Regions from separate parts of the Homo sapiens genome. Here region 2 is linked to region 1. The links are chromatin loops, found by intact Hi-C in ENCODE. Cell type or tissue: tibial artery. All regions are shown on one strand. Each heading gives the region's core, and the rest is flanking DNA. Links, peaks and the distances in the headings are about the cores only. Region 1 holds the start of DLG2-AS2 (DLG2 antisense RNA 2). Region 2 overlaps DLG2 (discs large MAGUK scaffold protein 2).

The links. Hi-C counts contacts between places; a loop is a spot of excess contacts. Peaks named below come from ENCODE experiments on the same cell type or tissue, not always from the same donor. Only the 100,000 strongest peaks of a DNase experiment are listed, where the experiment ranks them.
Region 2: it touches region 1 in a loop (4-fold over the local background); 4 of 110 quality-filtered maps call a loop at or near these places.

The regions. Positions count from the first base shown.
Region 1 is chr11:83,630,106-83,640,718 of GRCh38, reverse strand. DLG2 (discs large MAGUK scaffold protein 2) reads left to right here. Exons shown (of 28, transcript NM_001142699.3): 19 at 7,394-7,508. It overlaps DLG2-AS2 (DLG2 antisense RNA 2), which reads right to left and starts at 3,026. Exons shown (of 12, transcript NR_187249.1): 1 at 2,769-3,026; 2 at 2,233-2,317. In tibial artery, for the core only: no CTCF peak of the experiment used is centred there; no DNase peak of the experiment used is centred there.
Region 2 is chr11:83,687,152-83,697,764 of GRCh38, reverse strand. The region is part of intron 18 of DLG2 (discs large MAGUK scaffold protein 2); the gene reads left to right. It overlaps DLG2-AS2 (DLG2 antisense RNA 2), which reads right to left. Exons shown (of 12, transcript NR_187249.1): 8 at 5,690-5,744; 9 at 4,694-4,836; 10 at 3,955-4,033. Among named protein-coding and RNA genes, the nearest start is that of DLG2-AS2, 55 kb to the right of the region's middle. In tibial artery, for the core only: no CTCF peak of the experiment used is centred there; a DNase peak (open chromatin) is centred at 6,206.

The DNA.
Region 1 (10,613 bases), core at 1,776-9,775:
TAAATACCAAATGCTCTTTTTGTATTCACAAGATGAAACTAGAAAATTACAAGTAACTATGCACTATCCTGTGAGCCTCTTGAGGAAAAAAATCTGTTCAGTGGATTCGGTATCCCCAGCAATTAGGATTGTGCAAGGCATGTAATAAACCCTGAAGAAATATTTACTGAATAAATGAAAGAAGGATGTTTCCGCCAAAGAAATGGAAACATTTATAATTGCTCACAGCATCTCATCCCTGGAGCAGTGATTACATGCTCTGCTAAGAATAGATGTAAACCATTTCTGCTTCATCCTTACCATGTACCCTTCCTAAGCCTCAGTGACAATGAGGGTCACATCCAGGTAAACAATATTGTGACCCCCAACAGACTACACACCATTGACATTTACCCCAGCCATATTGGAAGTTGTCCTAAAGCACAAATTTCCTTTATTATAAGACACCAAGAGCTTCTAGTTCAGATGTGTCTATTTAAAGCATCGCGTGTGTACAGCAGGTGGTCTCTTCAAACTAATTCTCCTGTAGTGTGGAAATGGATAACTCAGCAGGAAAGCAGTCTCTGTTGCTTGGATGTGCAGAGTCCTGTTTACAGCTCAGTGATCTTACCAGTTGTTGTTAAAGCTGCACACGTTTATAATGAACAAATAGAAAGAGGGTGCCACTGTCACCATTAGTACCACTAAGAACTGCATATGTCTTTGTCCTGACAGGAGTCACCAAAGTAATAACAGCAACACCTATCTTATATTTTCAGAACACTTCAGTCAAATCTCATTTTGAGTCTCACAACCACTTTGTGATGTGAACCTCACAATTTGTAGATGAACAAACTGAGGTTCAGTAACTTCCCAAGGCCCCACTAGTAATAAATGACAAGATTAAGACTAAAAGCTGGCCTTCTAACATAGAGTTCCTTTTTTTTTTTAATTTTACTCCCAGTACCTTTTTTTTTTAATTATTATACTTTAAGTTTTAGGGTACATGTGCATAACATGCAGGTTTGTTACATATGTATACATGTGCCATGTTGGTGTGCTGCACCCATTAACTCGTCATTTAACATTAGGTATATCTCCTAATGCCATCCCTCCCCCATCCCCCCACCCCACAACAGGCCCCGGTATGTGATGTTCCCCTTCCTCTGTCCATGTGTTCTCATTGTTCAATTCCCACCTATGAGTGAGAACATGCGGTGTTTGGTTTTTTGTCCTTGCGATAGTTTGCTGAGAATGATGGTTTCCAGCTTCATCCATGTCCCTGCAAAGAACATGAACTCATCGTTTTTTATTATTCACAATAGCAAAGACTTGGAACCAACCCAAATGTCCAACAATGATAGGCTGGATTAAGAAAATGTGGCACATATACACCATGGAATACTATGCAGCCAGCCATAACATAGAGTTTCTAACCCTGTTCCCTCCGTTTATGGCTTCCTCTTATCTGGCAATCATGAGACCCCTGGATGAGGTCGTGACTGATCGAGGGGCATGCTGCCCACCATCTCACTTGGGAAAGGGGGAGGGCAGGCCATGGCCTCATGCTATTGCCTAACCCACTGAGTGTATTGTTTTCTTATCTCAGAACCAAAGTAAGCCACCTGAGTCTCGAAGACATGAGCAGCTGGGCAGTTTTAATCAATGCAGATTAATCCTACTGCATTAAACAATGCCAGCCTTCTCACAGGAGGCAATGCCTCCTTTTCTGTGTGAATGGTAGATTTGCATTCTGAGTCGCCTTACTTACCCTTAACAAATTGCAAACAAGTGTATGGCAGAGCCCCCCTCACTGTGTAGTTTGTGGTGTTCACACCTATGACCTTGCTCCATCCAAGTGTCCATCAGTAGCTCAAGGCCTTGAGATAATACTGATGAATGAAATCACTGATATTCCTGAAAATAGCAGCAGCTTTGGAATTGGACATTATTCTCCTGGACTCCAAGTCACTATGAACTTATGAGAGTACCCTGAGTGGTTGCCTAGCAGATGAGAAGTTCCACCTGATGGCAAGTGTCCCAAAGTATGGCCATCTGTGGCTCATTCCTATTTGACCTGGTGAAGACATCAATTCATAACAAGTAGAGGGAGGCCGTAACAGGGGGCTCTAGGAGCAGACACAGGTTTCCATTTTACTCAGTACAGAAAGGGGTTACAATTTTCGCAAGTGATGAACAAGAATAGGTGATGAATTACACACAGAAGTAATAGAAAGAATTGACAGTCATTACCAAGCGCCAATCTTTTAGATCCATCAGCTCTCTCATAATCTTCTCAACAGATCTTGAGGTAGGTCCAATTCTTATTCCTATTTTACTTGAGAAAATTAAGCACAGAAAGGTTAATAACTTTCACAGTAATGTATAGCTATTTAGTGGCACAACCAGGATTTTGACTCCATCTACATAACCCAAATCTTGTACACTTTTTACTATTATCATCCATCTTGTTCAAGTGAATACAAATGCCAGAACCCCAAATTAAATGCACCTAGTCAGGAACAACTGGCTTTACATACTCAAAAATGTGGAGGAGAAAATGGGTTATCATATATAGAGGTGGAGAAAGAACTAGCTGGGGGTAATGTTTCATGAAGCTCCTCTAAAACGTTTGCTTAGGAGTTGGGTTTCAGTGGTTTGCTTCTTGTTACAGAAGAAAATCCCCCCAAAACATAAAACAACTTGTAATTTAAAAAGCATTTACCAAACATCTATTTCATGCAAAGCAAGACAGAAGAAAATGCTGCAATTTTAATATTGTTTTATACCTCGGCATGATCATGCTTAATTTTCCTGTCAATGTCCTGTTCTGGAAGCAAATTCTTTCAGGTTCTGACTTGTTCAAAACTATGAAAGTCCTGTCTATACAGAAGGTAGAATGATAGACCCTGAGGTTTGGGAATAGAGATGAGTGAGGCATCCCAAGTCTCCAAGTAGCTTACAGTTTGATAGAGGGAAGACCAGCATGCACCTGACTAACACAATAGATGAAGGGAAGAAGAGCAAGATGTCAAGAGGGGAAGGGTGGAGAATTGAGGAAGCCTTGCATTCTAAACAAGCCTTATATTCTAAACAATTGTGGTGTTATAACCAATGTCATGATGTCATGGAAACAAAATGGCTTCACGGCGATCCAGGGTTGAATCCTAGCTCCATGTTCAATGAGCTCTGTTACCTAGTAGCTCTATGACTTTTGTGAAGTCAGTTAACCTCTCTGAACCTCTGTTTCCTCATCTGTAAAATAATATATCTACCTCAGAACTTTCTTAGGAAAAATAATGTATTTTTAAAAGTATGTAGTACAGATCCTAGCTCATTGCAGGTGCTCAGTAAATGTGAATTCCACATTGGATGATATAAAAATTGAAGCATTTGAAAATTTCATTCAAATGTTCTCCTGAGGCTTGGAATCAAGACAGTGTTATGAATTTGACTGAAAAATGTTCCAAAGGGACAGGCATAGATATGAGTAAAACATTTGAGGAAGAGAGAATTAATATTTAATGGATATGGTAGTGTTAGGTTTTTCTGTTTTAACTTGTTGAAAAATACAATTTCAGGACTTCTATAAAACATACTTATATTTCACAATTTGTGTAGCAGGTTTCCTGTTTACTTCTAGAGCATTTCTAACTATGAACTTGTTTATCTCCAAGAAGTTGGAGACAGAGCTCTGCCGCCACAGATGCACCATTTATATTTATAAACCCAGATCTTACTAGTTTTACTATGTGAAATTTCTTGTGTTTATGTTTAGTTTTCAAAGAAAAGTAGCAAAGAGACAGATAAGCACCTCTGACACAGGATTTACATTGAGATGACTGTCAAAGTAGGAAAGATGAAAACAGGATAGATTCCAATTAAGGCAAATGCAGTATAAATCATTCATTTTGGGGAATTTTAACACCATAGAATGTCATGCAGTCAAAACATTTCGAAAGCATGGCAGAAAACATTTTGGGTATCTAATAAGCCATACTGTAAGGCAAATATAATTTATTATTAAGGCAAGTATTCTATTGTGTTACAAAAAATGAGGCAGCTACAAGAGCCTAACAAAGTGTTGATTGTATATAGATGAAGTGTCAGAGAATTGTTTCCAATGTATGACATGATTGAGATGGAGAGATCCTGGAGAACAATAAAAATAACAGAAGAATTTGGAAGTGGTAGTTATTTGACGGAAATAAAGCCTTGGAATTAGAATATTTAGTTTTGAAAAAAGTAGCACTAGGGGAGATGCATGTTCATCTTTCTTATTGCAAAAACATAAAAATGAAAATGGACAATTTCAGTACCTGGAGCCATTTTATAACTGAATTCATCTAGGTATTCTACTCCCTCATTTATTTTTTATTCACTCAAAAAAAAGTTTATTGAGCATCTCAGACACTATGTTAGGAAAAGGAAGTTCCAAGAAGAATGAAAAATATTTCCTGCCCTCAGAGGGCTCAGTCTAATGGAAGATGAACAACTGTACAAATAACTGCAAGTTGGTGTGATGAATGCAATGAAGTAGCAAAGTGATTAAATGAGGGTTGGGACTTGCACAGAGTTAGATGTTTAAGAAGGGGCAGCTGGAAGGTGGGATCTCCTGCTTTTATCATGGGTAGTAAAGTCATCAAAGGTATAAAGGAGAGTGTCCCATCTCTCCAGATGGGAGATTTAGTGGTACTTAGAGATGACATGTAGTATTTATCAAGTGGCAATGTAAAGCATGGATCAGAAAAAGTTAAGAGTTCTTGATCTGTGTTCCAGACAAGGCCCTTTTCTTCTCTGGGAAATGCTATTAGAGGCTGTATGATTTTTGTGCAAAGGTTTGACCAGTAGTCCCACTTCTGGTGCTCTGCTAACCTGCTGCCAACATTCACATATACACCAAGATCCCTGTTTGTGATAGCAAAAAGCTGGACAAGCCTAAATATCTAATGATAAGGGAGTTGTTAAATACAGTCTAAACTATGGAATAGACTATTAAGAGTATTAAGAAACATGATATTTATGTATTTGGTAGAAGGCAGGAAAATATCCAAATTACACTATTAAAAAGGGGGGAAAAGTCTTAATACAATAAATAGCTATGGTCTTGTTTGTATGGTTATGTGTGTATGTACACACAGCTACCCACAAACACACACATACATATCCGGCACACAACCATACATGTACCACTAGGGTAAGCTGTAGGGAAAGAGAGCAGTGAGAGAGAAGGTAAGGGAAGGCAGAAGAGACGAGAGCCTCTCAATTTTTATCCTGTGTTTTTCTATATCTTTCAAAATTTTCAACATCCATAGACTTCATTTTGTAATTTAAAACAGAAATGAGATAATGCCCATGAAGCATTGAGCATATTGTCTGCCATGTGGCCAGCAATAAATGTTAATTGACTCTTCCAAGGTGGCAAGAAAATACGACTTGCTCAAAATGATTTAAATCTGCATACAGTATCGTATCTTTATTTTTCCTTAATTTTAAATAAAGACAGGGTCTCACTTTGTCACCCAAGCTGGTGTGCAGTGGTGAGATCATAAGTCACTAAAACCTTGAAATCCTGGGCTCAAGTGATTTTCCTGCCTCGGTCTCCCAAATAGCTGGGACTATATGTGTGTGTCACCACACCTGGCCTGCATACAGTATCATATTGATGTTTATAAATAAATGTTTTCTCTTGCTAGAAAATGAAATACATTTTCCTAAATTATAGTCAATAGATTTTTACCTTAAATATGTTGTTAAATATGTGTTCTACTTATTTAATCATTTAGGACTTATTTATTCAAAGCTAAGCATGAGCAGGAAGCCTTCCAAATCTGGATAATACCAGACTTTGCTTATGCACCAGAAATTTCCAGCCAACTATTATGGCTTTATCTGTTGTGTACTAAACTTTAAAAATATTTAATATTCAGAGTTTATTTTCCTGTTATCTATTTATTGCTGAAAACTAAGGTCAAATCTTTTAGAAAAGCTATCCCTACATTAATCAATACATATCCAGTAAGTTGAAATGAAATTACATTTTATAGAACTTTTTCTTATAAAGAATTTGAAACACTCTGTAAGTAGATCATCTTTTATTGTATACATTCATCCTTGTTTTATTAAAGTTGTGAATAAATTGAATTGAAAATCAAATTGTTTTCTGAAATATACTGATATACTCTATTAAAATTCTTCATGGTGAGTTTCTTTGTAATTAAAAGAACCATTTATAATTCCAATTAACATTTTTAAGTTTATTTGTGGGTAAGTTAAGCCTGCTGAATTTTCTAAAGCAAGACATTGTTTTGCCAAGGAAATGATAGAAGTTTCTAGGTTGTGATAAAAAATATTGAAACATCAAAAGCCGTTTCTTTTTACATGTTCATTGTGTTAATAAGTACCTTAGAACCGATTCTTTCTTTATCTTTATTGGGTTGACATGCCAAAAATATTTTTTTCTGTGAAACAATAGCAATGTTATAATATACAGATTTCTTTGATTTTTTTATCCCCATAACTTTTAATGTTTGAAAATTTCTAAAATTTGGCATGTGGGCAAAGCTATAGGACAAAATTGAGGTATGATCCCAAGTGGTCAACTTCTAGCAGACCCCCACCCCCTAACAAAATTTAGTTAAATTAAATGAAATTTCTTACACAATTCATCACCAAACTCTTGATTGTCAGGTCTATCAGGCTGAGAGTAACTAGAGTCTCTCCTCAATACCCTATTGAGTTGGGATTCCCATGGAGTTTTTTTTTGTTTTTTGTTTTTTGTTTTTTGCTTTTTGCTTTTTGTTTTTGAGGTAATTATAGATTCACATGCAGCTGTAAGAAATAACTATTTTACTCAGTTTCTCCCAATAGTAACATTTTGCAAAACTATTGCATATTATCACAACTAGGATATTCACATTGACACAATTCATCGATATTATTCAGATTTTCCGCAGTTGTGTGTGTGTGTGTGTGTGTGTGTGTGTGTGTGTGTGTTTAGTTCTGTGTAATTTTATCACACGTGCAGTTACCAATATCCACCGTGCAGGCAAGATAGAGAACATTTCCATCACCACAAGGATACTTTACATTGCCTGTTTATAACCACATCTACCTCCCTGCCTTCCCATGATCCCCCATCCTCCCTCTCCCAGCCCCCATGGACTTTTTACAAGTTGGGAATTTGATGGTGGTGTGTTTTCCAGGTACGTTTTGGGAAATAACTGATTTATCATTTTCCTCTTATAAATGTCTGTGAATAAATAATAGGAAACAGGCATACCCTTGAGTTGCACATCTCCCCATTGTTTGGCAAAGGAACCAACAACGTGGGTGAGGGGCTGCCTGGGCTGTGCAGCATTTCCAACTCTTGAGGGCACAGAGCAAAATTTGCTACCTTTGTTTTCATTCCCAGATTACGCTCGATTTGAGGCCAAAATCCATGACCTACGAGAGCAGATGATGAACCACAGCATGAGCTCCGGGTCCGGATCCCTGCGAACCAATCAGAAACGCTCCCTCTACGTCAGGTAGGCAAAGGAGTATTTCTCTATCTGCACTTTGTGAGCAATTCAACTTGAGAAAACAAAGGCAACACCATGTAGCAACAGAACATGTGTCCCACTTAACCCACTTTCATCAGTACACTACTGAAAGACCTTGTGTTTAAGCATTTGGAATAAATGTTTGAAATGTTATTAGATTAAATTAGTTAAAGGTGCCTGCTTTTATCAAGTTATTCTTTGGCAAAGTTATGATTCAGGATAAAATGCTCAGCATAGGTTGCAATAAAAATAATGAGAAGAAACATTTTCATTTCTAATAAATCTTAAATGGCATATGTGGACCAAACCCTTGGACATTTACTTACCATCAGTGTGAAAAGAAAATATTCCTGTATTATCTCCTAACCTGCCTGATACTGATTGCATTAACTTTAGTGCATCAGTTTAAAATCCACGGCATTCTTCTAAAGAGTTATGTGCTTTTCTCTAACAAGTTTTGGCAGAAAGACTTCCTTCTGTGTCATCTCGCTACCAGTTTTTTTCTCAGACCATAGAAGTTACTTGTTCCTTGTCTGACAAAACTCATCAATTTACCAGAAAAAGATAAATGATTGATTGAATGTGAAATGCCTTCCAGTCTTTCATCCTAGTAGCTACCTCTTGAGTAAGATCCATCAACACTCAACTATAACATGCTCCTCTTCCAAGACAAGCTTCCTGTATTACTTCCAAACTTCATCAGTGCTGACTGTACTTTTAAAAATATATAAGTACTAACAGGCAAAAGGAAGAAAGTGATGCCTAATTAACGGGCAACATGAATCTATGTACCATATGGAAGAACCATGCCCATTCTTATTGTATTCTCCACTCCCCACTCTGGCCTGAATTCAATCTGACTCCAGCCTGAGGTCATATCCTTCTTACCTGAAATTTTAGGCATGACGTATATGTTATAGATACTAATTTACATGCTTGAGTTGAACTTTTGCTGTTGGTTCCACTTTGGCTCTAAAGTTAAGTTTTGTATGTATTTGGTATTCACAGCAGGGCTAAGAAGGGAGTGGGATTCTGGAAGGCACAGGTTCTCATAGGGCTTAATTTCCCGACTGAACTGATAAGCCTAGAGTCCCTTCTTATTCCAGGGAAGCCCTGAGATTAAGAAAAACAAGTTATTAACCCTATGAATTTGGCCAACTCCATTTCAAAAGATTATTTTGATACCCTTAATTGTAATCTGTGACTGTTCAGAACCACCCTAAAACATGTCTTGTAGTGACATTACAAATATGATGGAAAGTTAACAAGCTCCATTTGTGGTTCTTCTTCTCTCTTGTGTTGTATTGCTGGTCTACATGCTACAAAGTATTTTTAAATTTTGAAATGTTTTAGTCCCTGGTAGCAAATTGGAAAAAGTCAGCTGGGTTAATAGGATAGAACTAAATCAGTTAGTGTAACTGAAATGGTTATATATATAATAAAGCTCGGAGGGAAAATTACCAAGTGTCTTATTAAGAGATAGAATGCATAAATTGTTCAGATACTAGAAGAAATTTGCTGAAATATATTGCTAATAGCTATTAAGTTTTGGAAGATTAAGAAAATTAAATGAAGTGATATGATATTATATAAAACTAATACACTTATTTGAAAGAGTAGTAATTAGATTCAGATCTTTATTCTCTAAAATCATAAATAAAAGTATAACGTACAGAAGAGACAAAGACTTAGAGTAACAAAGTAATGGTTGGAGATTGTATTGAAAGGAGGAACCTCTTTTTAATGAGACTCAAAAATACTTGACATTTCATAAGAAAGTCCCCAAATGAAATCTCTGTAATATACAAATATGGTATTTAGTTTCCAAATGTTCAATTATTACTACTTATTTTGTACCTAGAGGGCTGACTTTAGCATCTAAATGACTCTAAGAGACATGAAATTAAAAGAAATATGGGCCATGCGTATAGTCATATCAGCAAATCAGAAAGAAAGAACTTACAAGAGCCCCCTGGCCTTATTCTCATGAAAAGTGATAAAACAGACCAAAAAAAAAAAAAAAAAAAAGCAAGAAGCAAGGCCTAAGTGAAATTCTTACCAAAAAGGATTCAACAAGTTTGTACCTTTGTACTTCTTGAATACTAATTTTGGCTACAGGATTTTCATACAGATGCTTGCTTTGTCTAGAGTGCTTGTATAGGACCACGGTCAGTTGTGTTTATTTTAGAAAGTCAACTACTTGCTCTCTCAGAATAAATTACTAGCAGGGTTTCTCTGATTATATAAATATAAGAGGATGATCATGTCTCAAATCTGAGAATAACATCCTGAAAATGGTGTTATTCTCCTCACTTTACTTAGCTTTATGTAATTCTAGGGCTAGAAGGAACCTTAGCTATCATTGGGCCCTCTGCTTAATTTACAGAAGAGGAAACTGAGACCTGAGGAGAACAGAGACAGAGACTTGCCTGTGATCCCACAGCTATCTGTGGCAGAATCAGCTCTCCTACCCCCAGTCCCATACTTCTCCCCACATCACTCTGCCTCCCTAAGGGCCTAGTTTATGTGGTGTCAGCTGTTGAATACACTTTAGCTGTGATTCCCAATCTGCTTCTGTCAGCACAGTGCTGGACTCTTTGATTAAGGAATAAGGAGAGGAGAAATTCTAACACAAATGTCTTTGAGGTTTTTGCACAGGATAAACTGTGCTGTAGGAATGTGGGATTTCTTTGGTATTATTTATAGTTTTCTGTGAAGCCAAAACCTAAATCAGAAAGCAAGCACCTTCTTTGTTCTGTGAGAAACAATTTAGCTGACTTAGTAAAATATTTGCTTGCACCAAAAAACCATTCTTCCCCTTGGATTTACCTCCCATACCCTACACACACACACACGCATGCTCACAAGCATGCTCCCAACTCTAGCCCTGGTCCTGGTGGTGTCAGAGAGAATGTACCTTCCTGGGGTCTTGCAGAAGCTGCCTTCATTTCCCCACTAGAAATGATCTTCCCAGGTAGTAGCAATTTGTTTACCTGAAATTTTGAAGGGAGTGGTAACCAGCACTCTCTGAGCCAGGCAGTATTTTAAATATGAGCCAACCCTCTCTATTTTCTAATCTAGTTATACTTT
Region 2 (10,613 bases), core at 1,427-9,426, 57 kb before region 1:
TTAGCACCTTTAATTTTATTAAAGCTTTTTACATACCTTATATGCCAAGTCAGCAACTTTTCTTGGCCAGGCTGCTAGTAGAATCCCCCTGCCATGCCCCGAAGACATAACTTTTTCTTTCTAAGCAACACCATTCCCAAGTTTGGTCTTTCTAGCTTACATGTTTAGAAACAGATCAGCTTGTTATACGTAAGGGGTTGGAGGTTGATTTGTCTTAAGGAGAGTTCAAAAAACTGAACTTACTCTGGCTTAAAGAACTAAGTGTGGTCAACCAAATGCCCCTTAAAGCAATTAGGTACCATCTGCTTCCCAAGACTTTGGGAGTAGAGACCTGCTGCTTAGAAACCTTGTTTGAATTAGTATTACAACAAGCCAGTGGCCTGTGGTTTGATTAATTACTCATGACTTCTTACATAAAAGTAATCTTTCCTAAATGTATTCTTTGGATAATTAGAGGTCAAGTATTTGTTATTTTAGAGTCAACTTCATTTTCTTTCTTTAAGTAGCAAATTTAATATTGTTCACTTCAGTTGATCATTTATTGAGCACCTACTTTGTGCTAAGCACTGTTCAAGGCACTTTGAATTGTTAGGTAGAAAAAGTAGAACCAAACTTCTACTTTCTCCTCCCCAGAATTCAAAATGTTACAAACACTGACTCATTTCTTTGAGGGCAAAGAGCATGTCTTGTTATTCTTACGTTGAACACCTAGTATAGGACCTCACCCACAGAAAAATTTTTGTTTAGAGTAAAATGAATGATCTCTTCTTTCATCTGCTTTTCTGAAGGTGCTTTTAGCAGCATTGAACCACAGAAAGGGAAATTATATTTCTGTTTACTATGGCGAAAATTAAAAATGGATTTTTGACTTGGTACATATTCTCTTTTGTCTTGGGCTCCCATAGTGCTTTGCAACTCTCCAATAGCAGTATCACTTTTCTTCCATTTGTGACTACGAAGTCCTTCATGTTAGGGACCATGTCCTATTTCTCTGTTTCCTTACTATGACAGACCCAATACTCTGCACATAGTCATTTACTCAATATTTGTTTAATTGAATTAATCATAGGCTGCCTCATTTCCCTCTCGGAAGGTAGAGAACACATCTTGGTCATTTCTGTTTCCATTATATCTATAGTAGATTATGATGTACATTTTGTACTTAATGTATCATCAGTAAATGCTTATGGACTTCAAGTCTCCTCATTCCCTTGGTTGGATTTTTTTGTACTACCATTTTGCTTTTTCATATCAAGATGCCCAAAACTGTGACTCAAGGAATGAGTGCCTTTACTGACTGACTGACTGGCTGGCTTACCTAATGAGTAAATAATAATAACCAAGTACATATATAAAGTGCATTCTCATATAGCCACAAAATGTCGCCCTCTCACCTGCCACGTTGGGAAACAGGGTCCAGAAAAGGAAGAGCTTATCTAAGGTCACGTTAAGAGATTGTGCCAAAGCTAGGATTAGAATCTAGATTTCATTACCTCCAGCCCAGATTTTCTCCTTCCTAATATTAGTTCTCCCTTCTTTTCTTTACATTCCCACTGCTGCCATCTAAGATCAGGCCCTATCCCTCCTACCTGGACTGCTGCCATTGCCTCCTAACTGTTCTCTATGCTCCCAGCCTCAACACCTCCAGTCCATCCTCCACCTGGTTGCCAAGGTGATTTTCTAAAGTGCAAATCAGATCATGTTCACTCTGCTGTTTAAAGTCTTACAGAGGCTCCCATGGCCTATGGGATGGAGTCCCCTGACCCACATGACAGAGAATGATCCACCCCGTGACTCCCAAGCCTGCCTCTCATTTCTCTCCTCAGTCTGTTTTCCAGCTGGGTTCAAATGTCTACAGTGACCATAACCTTCAGGTTGTTTCACATCACGGTGGAGCCTGTCCCAATTCCTCCTGTGCTCTCTGCCCAGACCATCATCTCAACCTCTTCTCCCTTGGTTAACAGCTTCTTAGGCCTTCTAGGTAGACAGACAGGGGATTTTCTTTTTTTGAGGATTTTCTTTTTTTGAGATGGAGTCTCACTCTGTCACCCAGGCTGGAGTGCAGTGGCACCATCTCGGCTCACTGCAACCTCCACCTCCCAGGTTTAAGTGATTCTCCTGCCTCAGCCTCCCAAGTAGCTGGGATTACAGGCACCCACCACCATGCCTAGCTAATTTTGGTATTTTTAGTAGAGACAGGGTTTCAACATCTTAGACAGGTCTCGAGCTCCTGACGTCAGGTGATCCACCCACCTCGGCCTCCCAAAGTGCTGGGATTAGAGGCGTGAGCCACTGCACCCAGCTAGGACTCTTTTACTGAATCACAAACTCTATCCTCTTCCCCTCCCCACACATAATTTCTCCCTCATTAGAGGTGATCGCTAAGCACCTCATATATTTTCTTCTATCTTAATAGCGGTAACAGGCCTTTCACTTTCACTTAGTTTGTGAATCCTCCCAGTTCTGTGAACGTCTTAAGGGCAGGGGCTGGGCTATTCATGTTTGTATTCCCAGAACCTGGCACTAGGTCAGGCATATAATAGATGCTCCATTACACTGCTGCTGACTCTCTGGAATAAATATAGCTTCCATAACCCTTCACAGTGAATTAACTCAACTTATGGTTTTCTTTAAATTAAGCCTCACATGGAATGATAGTTGAATTATGTAAGACTTAAAGGAAAGAGAATGTATTTAAAGAAAACCAGCTCTTGAAAATGCCTTACTTTTATAGGTGGTGAACAAATATTTCGTAGCAACCATGGGATAATGTATCAGCATATTGGTAATGCAAAGTAGACGGGGCCACTGAATGTGTCTCTGAAGCTCTTTGCCACTGCCTTCCCACTGCGTCTCTCTTTAGCCCCCAGTTTACTGAAAGAAGTCAGTGTGGTTACCTATTCGGTGAAAAGAACTTGTGCCACATTCCGATCTTTCATCGTGGAGTAGATTTTCAGCTACATTTCCAGCTCCGTTGTTAAACCCATTCCTGCCTGATTTGCCAATTGCTAAAGTGTTCATTTGTTTTATTTATTTATGACGCGAGTCCCTTGGGTTCAAAAATCGCTTCAAAATGCTACTGCTCCATCTGGTTTAAATAGAGCATACTAGGAAGAAATAAGAGAAACAATGGGACCGTGAGGTTGAAGGAAGAAAGGAACAGTCTGGCAAACAGGAAGCAGAAGGAAATTAAGATTCTTTTTTCTTTCTTTATGACTTTGTGCTGGGGGGAGGGAAGCTATTTTCAGCAAGAAGATATGGTTGCTATCTGGAAGTTCACATTTCTATCTGCAATGATCTGATATTCAAAATCTATGAGGTCTGAGTCCATGAATGACTGTGAATCATGTTCAGGCAGGCTAGTCTCCAGGGCCGGGGACAATGGCCTTTGTTCTTCCCTTTTCTTATCTGTTTCATTATTCTCTTAGGCACTTAATATGCTGAACACAGGCAGCCCTGTAGGATGTTCTTTCCACGCAAGGGTAGACATTTTGGCTTTGGACTTTCTAGATTCTCCAGCAGAAGAGCCATTTACCTTGCTAATGCTTTTCATTTGTTTGAAGTCCTTGAAGGGCATGGTGGTGAGAGATTTAGTTAGAGTCCCAGCTCTGTTGCTTACTACCTGTGTGATCCTGGGGACACGGCTTTGCTTAACCTCTGAGCCTCAGTTTCAATAGCTCTCAAGTGGACCAATAATACTTATGTATTAAGCTTGTCAAGAAGATTAAACAAGCTATGTAAGAGGGCTTCACAGTAAACACTCAGGAATCAATAGCTATTTTTATAAGATCTGACTGTACTTCATTTTACATGCCCTTTGGGTTTTACAGCACTCCTCTGTGAGAAAGATACAGAAGGCATTTTTGGCCCAATTTGACACAATTGCATGAGGGAAGGGGCTCACAAACCCGAGAAACCCTGCTCCCAGTGATTGGTCCCTTTCCGATCTGTCACCTTTGGCTTGTGGTTGCATATCCTCTCTTCACCTTTTCTAAAGAATGACTCAGAGCTTTTCCTTTTGACAGCAAACCCTCTGAAAGAGAGACAATAGCAATCAAATACTTTGGCATTATTCACCCGGAGAGCTAAAAGCTGTCTCTGCCTTCCACATTTAGAGTGTAGGATACTGCTTTAAAAAGCACTAAGCAAGGACAAAACAATGTGATTGGGTCACATCTTTAATTTGTATTACTTTCCCTTTTATCAAAAGGGAAGTGGACAGGGTACGGTGTCCTCCACAAAGAAGGGTAGGAGAGAAGGGTGGAGCAGCAGGCACAGAGCTGCCTTCGCCGTTCCCACACCCTACTGCTATGCACGGTTTGATTGCGTGTTGCCTGCTGTTCATTTGGCCCTTCCTGAAGGGACTGGAGGGCAAAACAAGGACTCTGCTTCCCCAAAGTTGGGGAAGGTAATTAGAAGCTGCATACTACACTCAAACTGTCCAGTGACTATTCAACAGTACTAAAATAATGCTCAAATTCACCAGACAACTTTTCCTGTGTGCACTCATGCCCCCAGACCCAGCATGGTCAGCCAATCTACAGTGAATTTATTTCAGGCATGTGACAAGGGCTGACACTTCTCCTCAATTTGGTACTGTAAAAACTAACAATAATATGTTAGTTATAATAATACCAGTAGCTGTTACAATCAAAACTCAAAAAAAGGTTTAAACAATTAGAAGCTTATTTACTTTCTCAGAAAGTCTAAAGCCGGTCTTCTTGGCTAATGGGCAACTCTCCCCTGGTCAGTGATTCAGGAACTTTGGCTTTTCCACACTATGGCTCCTTCATCTTCAACATGTAGCTCTGAAGCCAAAAGATTCATTGCATCAAGCTAGTAGAAGGGAAATAACATGAAGGCTTGTGAGGGGATTATTTTTATGGGCCAAGCTTGTTCCCTTACATTGGCCAGAACTCACATTCCCTTGGCCCAGACTCAGACACATGGCCACACCTAATTTTTAGGGTAGAGTCTAGTTTTGTGCTCTAGGAGAAGAGGAAATGAGTTTGGTGAACCAGATAGTCTCTGCCTCAAAGTAGTAATGACAAAAATTAACATTTATAAAGCATTTGTTTTGTGCCAGGCATTGGCTAAGCCCTTTACCTACATTATTTTTAAATTCATATACCATATTATTCACTTGTTTAAAATATACAATTCAGTGGATTTTATTATATTCACAGAGTTGTGCAACCATCACCACAATTTTAGAGCATTTTCATCATCTCCAAAAGAAACCCCATAACTATTAGCAACTCCTCATTTCCTCCCACCCCCTACCTCCAGCCCTAGGCACCATCAATCTATTTTCCATCTATATGGATTTGCCTATTCTAGGCATTTCATATAAACAGAATACCTACATTCTTTTATATAACCCTCACCATGATCCTAAAAGTTAGGCATGTTATTACTTCCATTTTACAGATAAATTTACAGAGAATCAGGCTGTTTAAATGATTTGCCAATAATTTTAAGCCCTGCTCATCATTGAACTCCATTATGCTGTACTGCATCCCAGTCATATCATGCCATGATTTGTTGCAGGGAAGGGGTGTTTGTTTGCTTGTTTTCTAATGACTATTATGGCAACAAACTGACTTCTTTATAACAGGCTCCTTTACTGAAATGACAGGCACTTAGGTGTCAGAAAGCTTCAGGTTTGAAACTCAGATCTACCACTTACCGGATACATGAAAAATATACACTGCTTAGTTCCTCTTGAGTCCCAGCATCTTTATCTATAAAATGGGAATAACAAATTCCTGTTTGCGGGGAGGAGTCAATGAGATTAACATATGTGAAAGCTCTTCTCACAACTTTACGTAGTCCATGTCCTGCCAGTGTAGTTGTCCTTGCTTAGAAGTGAAGTTCTAACTATAATTGGGCAGCCACAGAAATTATGTTCACATGTCTGGTCTTCTGGATACCGTCCAGGAAAAAATTATTGTAACTTGCACTTTTCGGTATCCACGTTACAACCCAGGAGTGGCCGAGACCCTTGGAGAATCTGCTACAATGAGAATGAGAAAAAAGGGAACATATTCTCCAGGACAGCAAAGCATATGCAGAGTATCTTCTATCGGCTTCTGATCTCCACTGGGCAGAGCAGCTTGTTACAGGCACCTAGAACCAGCTGAGCCAGTGTAAGTTTGAAGTTCGTTGGGAAAGAAGATAAGCTGGCTGAGTTTCTGTAGGCAAAGAGCCAGTAATGAGGTTTCCAGCATTCCATCACACGTCCTTTTCATCACTTTCAGCTCAGCCAGAGACAGCAGAGCCTCATACGCAGGGGCCAAGTGTGTATTTGAGAGACTCGAAGAGGGAGAATGAAAAGTATTGTGAATGAGTGAATTGTACTTTTGTTCCATTGACCTGTTCCCCACCCTACCCTGTCCTTAGCCATAAATATATTAAAAGCTAGATAGGAGAGTACAGAGAAGACAGTGGAGGCAGTGGGGAAGTTATATTACGTGTGGCTAGTTAAGTTACATAGCCAGAAGAGGCCAGAAGAGAAAAGTGTCCTGAACTCTAGGTGAGATCAAGTGCATATTTCAGCCTTAAAAATTTATCCTAAAAACCTCTGATTCTGCCATTTCCTAAGTGCATGGAGAAGTGACAACCTCTCTGAACCTACATTTCCAGATAGGATTGTTATTGGAACCATGACTTAGAGCCATGCAAGCTGCAACGTGCACATGTCCAGTAGACTCCAGTCATATACACAAGGGGCCAGCAAACTTGTTTTGTCAAGGGCCAGATACTAAGCATTTTATATTTTATAGGGCATACAATCTTTATTGAAATAGTCAACTTTGCCATTGTAGTGCAAAAGCAGCCATAGACAATACATAAATACATAAATGGATGTAGCTGTGATTCAGTAAAACTATTTGTGGTCATGAAATTTGAATTTCATGTAACTTTTATATAAAAGTTTCATACAAAACAGTATTCTTTTCTGATTTTTCTTTCCACAAACTGAAAATGTGAAAAACATTCTTGGCTTATAGACTATATAAAAATGGACAGTGGGACAGATTTGCCTGCAGGCCATGGTTTGCAGACACCCCCCCCACCCCCACCCACAGCATGGACCGAAATGTTTGATACCCTCTACAGAGGTATAATATGGTGTCCAGATTATTGTAAAGAGCAAATAAGTACTTGTAAAGGCATTAATGTAGTGTCTGCCCCTTATAAGTGTTCAGCAAGTGGTTATTATTACAATTAGCTCTTTTAGAAATAATGAATATTGACTCTCTATTTGCCACTGACCTTTGAGGGGGGAGAGCCATTACATTTAGGTTGTTTAACATTTCTACTATATTAAACTTGTATTATAATTAAAATATATATTAAAAATAAAAACTAAAAAACTGGTTTGTACAGATAGTGGCACTAGTAGGCCACAGAGTTTTTGGGTTTTTTCTATTGTCCCAGTGTTGCTTCTTCAATTCCTAGATATTTCTTTAGTGCTTGGTCTGTGCTTCTGGGTGCTCCATAAATGAATGAGATTAGGTCTTTTCTGTCTAGGAGATCTTGGTATTCTTCAAAGTGATTATACGCACCCCAGTGGTAGCCAAGACCTTCTCTTTTTATTAATTTTTCATCACAGCCTTTAAATTTCTGTTTTGTTATATGTTTTATAGTGTGCCACACTGTGACACAGTAATACAGTTACACAATAATTTATAATATTTTATGTATATAAAAATACATAATTTATATTTACATAAATATTTATTAAATATTATAATAAATATAATATTATAATAAATATATTATAATATAAATATATATTATATAAATATATATAATATATATTATATATTTATGTAAATATATAATATTTACATAAATATATTTATGTAAATATCAATTATGTAAATATTAAGATAATGGGTGAGTATGCAAAGTGATTTTAAATGATGGTGTCAGCAAGCAAAGTTTTGAAACCACTGGTTTAGGAAGCAAACAGATGAATATATCCCAATGGGAAACCAGATTTGGTATGAGTGATGAATGTTCTTATTCACAATGACACAAGTGTTTTCAGGACATAAACTGACATTTAGTCTGGTGTCTTGTTTTGACATTTAATGTAAGTACATTGTGTGAGAAACAAGATAGTTTACATTTTTTTTATTTCATAAGAACACAACAGCTATATGAACTAGATAATATTATCCTCATTTGATAGATGAGGAACCAAGGTTTAATTCAGAGAAGTTAAGCAACTTGCAAAGGTCAGCTTGAATGAATCAGGACTGTCTAACTATAAAGCATGACATTTTCCACTTTAGCCTTCATTGCATTGAAGAAGTTCATAAAAAAAGATGATTAGTCTCTGGTATTCCTACTATCAAGTTAGTCTTTTTTTCCATCACATGTACTTATGTTATTAAGTGCTAAATGGATAAAATTTCACTCCTCCAGAGTTCCGTGGTTAACCCCCCACCATCTCTTTGCATATGCTTCTTACTCTGATTGCAACACTTGTTGTTTGGATATCTCAATATCTCCTACTCATCTATTAAGACCCAGCTTAAGACTCATCCTCTCCTTCCAGAAGCCTTCATGACCTCAGTCTCCAGACTGAGTTATTAGATGCCATTGCTCTCAACCTCTATAGCACCTTAATGAAAGTCCTTATAAAAATATGCTATGCAGCTGTGTAGTTAGCTATTATCTATTAAATTTATTACTCCCTGGACTGAGAGCCTAAGGAGAGGGAGAATATGACCTTGATTACATCGTTCTTCTGGCATTCAACGTAATAATGTAGTGCCTGGGACATCGTAAGCCCTCCATATATACTCACAGAATGAAGGAATCTCTTCTTTACTGATTTGAAGTCTGAGATAACTTTGGCAAAGGGATAGATTGAAGTGGTCTTAACTAAGGTTTCTCAGGATAGGACAAATTGGTGGTCCCCAAATTAGATTATAGGGGACCAGATAATAGATAAACAAAGAAGGCAAACTCTTATATGTAGGAAGGCTTTCTCCTTCTGAGTTTTCTCAGAAATTGAAGAAGGTACACACAATCATACCACTCAAATTTATATTAATGATGTATATGACATCAATATATATTAATTTCTATATATACTTATGTTTATATGTATGCACACATACTCATGAACACGAATTCATAAAAATAGACTGCCACAATTTCTATAAACTGTCATGGGGATCACTGAATGTTCAATAAGAGGGTGAAGTTTATTAACACTCTCCAGGCTGGTCCATCTTGCAAAGTCATCCAGTTGCTGTAAATCTCCCTTAGTCCTAAAGTCGTTTCCCTTCTGGATGCATAAATCTTCACTTCTTTCTTTGAAGGGAACTAGCATTTACTGAAAGCTTTTTTATGGTGTTCTAGATACTTAACAAAGGTGATCTCATTTAATCCTCAGACATTCGCACAAGCCCACAAATCCTGAACCCGAAAGAAAATGGATCAAGTCAAAAGCAACTCAAGAATTTTACTGAAAACTAGGAAATCTATACTAAAAAGGAAGGGGACAAGACTAAGGAAATTTCTGAATAAATGAATATTGTTAAATTCAAACAAATTCGTTGCGTGGGATTATATCAGAATAATTTCGTGGTAATTAATTGAGATTGTGACCATTAACGTGGACACTTTGTTTATGAGCAGGGACCTCTACAGTTGATTGAGAGCACAGCTTCTTCTCTCTACCAAGTGTGTTACTGTTTGTGAAGAGCTTCCTTTTTTTTTTTTTTCTTTTGAGACAGGGCCTTGCTCTGTCACCCAGGCAACACAAGTGCAGTGACGTGACCATACCTCACTGTAGTGTCAGTGTGGCTCTCCTGGGGTCAAGTGATCCTCCTCCCTCAGCCTGCTGAGTAGCTGGGACTTCAGATGTATGCCATCATGACCAGCTGGTATTTTTTGTTTGTTTGTTTGTTTTAGTGGAGATGGGGCCTCACAGTGTTGCCCAGGCTGAGGACTTGTTTCATAAAGGGGACAGCATTGGAACATTTGTCTTCAGACATTTATGTTTCATAAACCAGAAACATTTCAGAACAAACTTCTATAGGCCACAGAATTGCCAACTTTTTATCTTGTCAATAAAATGAAAGACATTAAAAAACAAAATAAAAATTTACGAAAAAAATCCAACTACTGTTTATTCTCACCATCATTTCAGAAGTAAAAAGAACAATACCAAAACAATAGGAAGAAAAAATAAATAGCAGGAAGGCAATAATTCTATAATAAAAGAAGGTCATTTTAGCTCAATGAAAAATCACTGCATCCTACTTCCTTTTCTCAGTCTGCTCTGGACCAACAAGGGCCAGGGACCAGTGTCTAAGAACCACCGCCACTGTGCATAGACTTTGAAGCGGTACAGATTTTGATTTAAAGCCCGGCCCTGCCAATTTCTAGCTGTGAAACCTGGGGCAGGTTACTCAACTTTTCTCAGCTGCGATTTCCTCATGTACTAAATGAGGATAATATCTCACTGACTATACTCATTTCCTAAGGCTGCTGTAACAAAGTACCGTAAACTGGGTGGCTTAGAACAAGAGAAATGTATTGTTTCAACATTTTGGAGACCAGAAGTCTGAAATGAAGGTGTTATT